Linked DNA regions of Homo sapiens: region 1 is linked to region 2. Evidence: read pairs that join two places in POLR2A ChIA-PET (ENCODE). Cell type or tissue: HepG2. All regions are shown on one strand. Region 1 overlaps USP7 (ubiquitin specific peptidase 7). Region 2 has its middle 36 kb from the start of HAPSTR1.

Region 1 (2,500 bases), 160 kb after region 2:
ATTTATTCAAGATACTAGCCTTATCCTCTATGAGGTTTGGATGGTTTATTTTTCCATAATTAGTATATTCTTAGTAGTTTGTGGAGGGTTTTGTTTGTTCTTTTTACCCCGAATTTGTTACAGTGTTAGGTCTACCAGCTAACTCAGGGCCTCAGATGATCTTGAGAATGACATATTTAGATTTGTGAATTTTTTTTTTTTACCTGTTGTAGAATCAAATCTGATTGTTACATATTTGTGGATTTATTCATTTAGCTTTTCCTGTTAACATTTTAACTTAAAAGGTGGATAGAATTGGGTGTAGAGAAAATACTTAAGTACATGGAAGACTATCTGGCCATATTAAACGTTAGACAAACTTGCAGTGTAACAATTTTATATCTTTCACTGTAGGAAGTTAAACCGAATTTAACAGAGAGAATTCAGGACTATGACGTGTCTCTTGATAAAGCCCTTGATGAACTAATGGATGGTGACATCATAGTATTTCAGAAGTATGTACTTTGTGAAGGATTGTATCACTTTGTACTAATTTCAGGATTTTTTTAAGTTGTAGAACCAAGAAACATTTGTACCTAGATCCCGAGCCACGTTTTTGTTTTTGTTTTTTTTAATGTAACTGTTGAGAGGCTTTCTCTGGGTTTTGAAATTAGGTGTGGTGAACATTTTCATCTCATAAAGCTCTTCTCAATTTCTTAAAAATTCCTTAAAATGTCTCAAGTGCACGTGGCAACTATTAGTAGAGTGGGAACAATTGCTTCCTTCCCCTGAGATTTATGAAATCGAAACTCCTTAGAATGTACCTACTTGGGTAATTCATTTCAGTCTGTCTTCATGTAAACCAGCCAGTCTTTGGTCTTAGACACTCAGTGTCTGAAAGTGGCTCGATGGCACACGAAAGCCCAGATTTCCTGACTCACGGTCAGAGACTGGGCTCCACCACCTGTCAGGTCTGTGGGCAAGACACTGCGTCTGGGTCTGCTCCTGTAGAGGAGAGCAGGTGCTGTTACCTAAGGGGGTTTTGTTTTGTAGTGGGATGAGAATGTAAAGCCACTACATTGCGCCTGGCTCAGTGCATCCCCATGCATACTTGCCTCGCTTACAGAGGGAGCTCAGGCAGATGCCTGGCCCCCTCAAAGGGGAACCTGAATTTATCTTGCAAGAGAGCCTGTTGGTGTCACTGTTGTGTAAAAGATGATGCCATTTTTACCAGCTACCCCCTGCCATGGACTTTGATTCAGACTGCAAACTTTCTCCCTCCACCAGGGATGACCCTGAAAATGATAACAGTGAATTACCCACCGCAAAGGAGTATTTCCGAGATCTCTACCACCGCGTTGATGTCATTTTCTGTGATAAAACAATCCCTAATGATCCTGGATTTGTGGTTACGTTATCAAATAGAATGAATTATTTTCAGGTATTTAATAAATGCTCCTTTCCTCTTCAGATCCCACTCCAGAAAGACAAATTTCTTTCTTAAAATGCTTGTTGAAGAAGCTATCTCATGGTTTTGGTTCAGAAGGGGCTATGCCCGAGGAAATCTCCCACTGATGGATTCAGGCTCTCTGCCTTGGGAGCTAGAATAATCGCCATCAGAAAAGAACCTGTAGACCTCACCATTAAAAGTGAAAACCCTTTCCAAAGTTATCTTCATCAGATATGCTACTCCCATGGTGATTCATTAAGGAATAATATAGTTTATTCCTGTTTAATAAATTTCTAGGGAATTTAAATTCAGGCTGCTCATGGCACATTTTAAGTAATTAAGCATGAAGTTTATGACCAAGTTTCAATTTTTCCCCAAAATGTGAACCTTCCTTTCTGTGTCTTAGGTTGCAAAGACAGTTGCACAGAGGCTCAACACAGATCCAATGTTGCTGCAGTTTTTCAAGTCTCAAGGGTAGGTCACATGTGTGGACACTTGCTTGGTCTTGACTGCATGCTTTCCACAGTTCATTGAAACATCTTGGAACTAATTTTAATAATTAGCTCGCCATTTCACCTGACAGTCCATTTCTTGCTTAGTTTCAGAATTGTCACCACTCACATCTTGACCACATTACTCTGAGATGTTAAAATAATTGACAGCCTCATCCAAAGCCAGACTGACTTTAGATACATCCTCAGTGCATCTCCCATGTGTCCAGCTGGTCAGTCCTGCCAGGCTGCTGTGTGTTTTGTCACTATTGCAGAGAGCATTCAAGTGTGACAGCGAGTGGGACTTAGTTCTTGGGAAACAGGAGTATTAAGTTAAACCCCATGCTAGGTCCAAATTTCAAGACCAGGTGTAAGGCCAGCGGTTTGCTTTTATGCTCACTCACAGATATTTGTTTTTAGGCAAATAAACAAGTCATTTATTTATATGCTGTTTTCTTGTGTAGTTATAGGGATGGCCCAGGTAATCCTCTTAGACATAATTATGAAGGTACTTTAAGAGATCTTCTACAGTTCTTCAAGCCTAGACAACCTAAGAAACTTTACTATCAGCAGGTATGAG
Region 2 (2,500 bases):
TTTTGAATACAAGGAATCTGAGACCAGGGAGTTTGAGAGACCTACCCAAGGCCACACAGCAATTCCCTGCAGGGTTGCCAGATAAAATAAAATAAAATAAAATATGGCATGGAACATACTTATGCTAAAAAAAAAATTGTTGTTGGCCGGGTGCAGTGGCTCACACCTTTAATCCCAGCACTTTGGGAGGCTGAGGCAGGAGGATCACAAGGTCAGGATATCAAGAGCATCCTGGCTAACACGGTGAAACCCCATTTCTATTAAAAATACAAAAATTAGCCGGGCATGGTGGCCGGCACCTGTAGGCCCAGCTGCTGAGGAGGCTGAGGCAGGAGAATGGCGTGAACCCGGGAGGCGGAGCTTGCTTTGAGCCGAGATCGTGCCACTGCACTCCAGCCTGGGCGACAGAGCGAGACTCTGTCTCGAAAAAAAAAAAAAAATTGTTGTTTATCTGAAATTTATATTTAACTGGGTGACCTGTTTTTTTGTGTTTTGTGTTTTTTTTTTTTTTTGAGACTGAGTCTTGCTCTGTCACCCAGGCTGAAGTACAGTGGTGCAATCTCAGCTCACTACAACCTCCGTGTCCCGGGTTCAAGCGGTTCTGCTGTCTCAGCCTCCCCAGTAGCTAGGACTACAGGCACCCACCAACATGCCTGGCTAATTTTTGTATTCTTAGTAGAGACGGGGTTTCGCCGTGTGGGCCAGTCTGGTCTCTAACTCCCGACCTCAGATGATCTGCCCACCTCAGCCTCCCAAAGTGCAGGGATTACCGGTGTGAGCCATCGCGCCCGGCCCTGACCTGTATTTTTGTTACCAAAATCTGCAATCCTAATTGCTGACCAAGCCAGGATTTGGCCCCAGGGTCTCAAACCATCAGCAAATGCTCGTTGCATGAATATATAGGGGCAATGTGCAATATTAGAGAAGTTAAGGTCCTTTTTAGACAATCACAAATTGTAGTATCATGAGTTGAGTAGGATGAAGGTAAGAGCACAGGCTCAGATATCAACTCCCTGGGTTCAGATTCTGCCACCATCATCTAACTACCAGCTGTGTGATTTGGGGGCAGGTTACTTAAACCCTCATGCTATAGTTTTCTCATCTGCAAACTGGGGATAAGAATAATAATACTAATAATAGCACATTCCTCTAGGTCGGCTTTGAAGATTAAAGGAGCAAACTCATACATTGCCAAGCCTTGCCTGGTGTAAGACCACAGGAGATGTTGGCTGAGTGAGGTCATAGCAAACAGTATGCTAAAGGAATAAATAAAGTGTTACAAATCCTCCTCATACTACCAATTACACACGTAGATAAGTTTTTTCTCTTCTCTCTTTTTTTTTTTTTTTTTTTTTTGAGATGGAGTCTTGTTCTGTTGCCCAGGCTGGAGTGCAGTGGCACAATCTCCACTCACTGCAACCTCCACCTCCCGCCTCCAAGGTTCAAGCGATTCTCTTGCCTCAACCTCCCAAGTAGCTTGGACTACAGGCACCCACCACCACGTCTGGCTAATTTTTGTATTTTTAGTGGAGACAAGGTTTCACCATATTTCCCAGGCTGGTCTTAAACTCCTGACCTCAAGTGATCCTCCCACCTTGGCCTCCCAAAGTGCTGGGATTATAGGTGTGAGACACCACGCCCAGCCTAGAGAAGTTTCTCAAGGTGGGAACTGTGTTTTGTTCCTTATAGAACCCTGCCTACACTAAGGGGTGGAATTTTTTTTTTTTTTTAGACAGGAGCTTGCTGTGTTGCGCAGGCTGGAGTGCAGTGGCACAATCATAGCTCAGTGCAGCCTCAAATGCTTGGACTCAAGTGATCCTCTGCCTCAGCCACAGGCACACACCAACATGCCTGGTTAATTTTCTATTTTTTGTAGAGATGGGGTCTTGCTATGTTGTGCATGCTGGTCTCAAACTCCTGGCCTCAAGTGGTCCTCCCACCTGGGCCTCCCAAAGTTTTGGGATTACAGTCATGAACCACCACACCTGGCCCACAATAAATATTGATTCAATAATAAAATGGGCTGGGGGGGAGTTTCTAATGGGACTAGAATTGACCTGTAAAAATAACCAAAAACTAAAACACAAAAGAAGAATCCCACAAAAACAAAAATTATATTAGAGGGAAATAATGTAAGGAATGACTCCAGAATGTGACAGTGAGTCAATCAAAGCATTCATCATTGAAAATACTATATTTTGAGGCAAATATGTTTGATTTCTCAGGAAAAGCAAAAAGGGTTTGTGGCAAGCCACAACGAATACTGTCATTAAAGCAAAATTAGTACAGGTCTTAAATTCCAGAGGTTACAAAACAGCCTGGCTGAGGTCATTCATGCTTAATTATTGTGCCTAATAATTACCTTGACTAATTAGAGCAAAGGTTTCTGAGTATGTTTCTATTCCCAGACACTGAGTCACCAGTGACCCAGAATAAATCATTTCGCTCTATTTGTGTCTTGTATCATCGACATGAAAGCACCCTCAGCCAACTCCTCGGG

The links. Peaks named below come from ENCODE experiments on the same cell type or tissue, not always from the same donor. Only the 100,000 strongest peaks of a DNase experiment are listed, where the experiment ranks them.
Region 1: POLR2A ChIA-PET joins it to region 2 with 6 read pairs; 1 of 35 experiments calls an interaction of 5 or more read pairs at or near these places.

The regions. Positions count from the first base shown.
Region 1 is chr16:8,898,524-8,901,023 of GRCh38, reverse strand. USP7 (ubiquitin specific peptidase 7) reads left to right here. Exons shown (of 31, transcript NM_003470.3): 20 at 1-34; 21 at 394-494; 22 at 1,267-1,420; 23 at 1,836-1,903; 24 at 2,385-2,493. Among named protein-coding and RNA genes, the nearest start is that of LITAFD, 17 kb to the right of the region's middle. In HepG2, a CTCF peak has its summit at 1,184; a DNase peak (open chromatin) is centred at 1,204.
Region 2 is chr16:9,054,576-9,057,075 of GRCh38, reverse strand. No RefSeq gene overlaps it. Among named protein-coding and RNA genes, the nearest start is that of HAPSTR1, 36 kb to the left of the region's middle. In HepG2, no CTCF peak of the experiment used is centred here; a DNase peak (open chromatin) is centred at 1,215; H3K27me3 peaks cover 1,080 bases.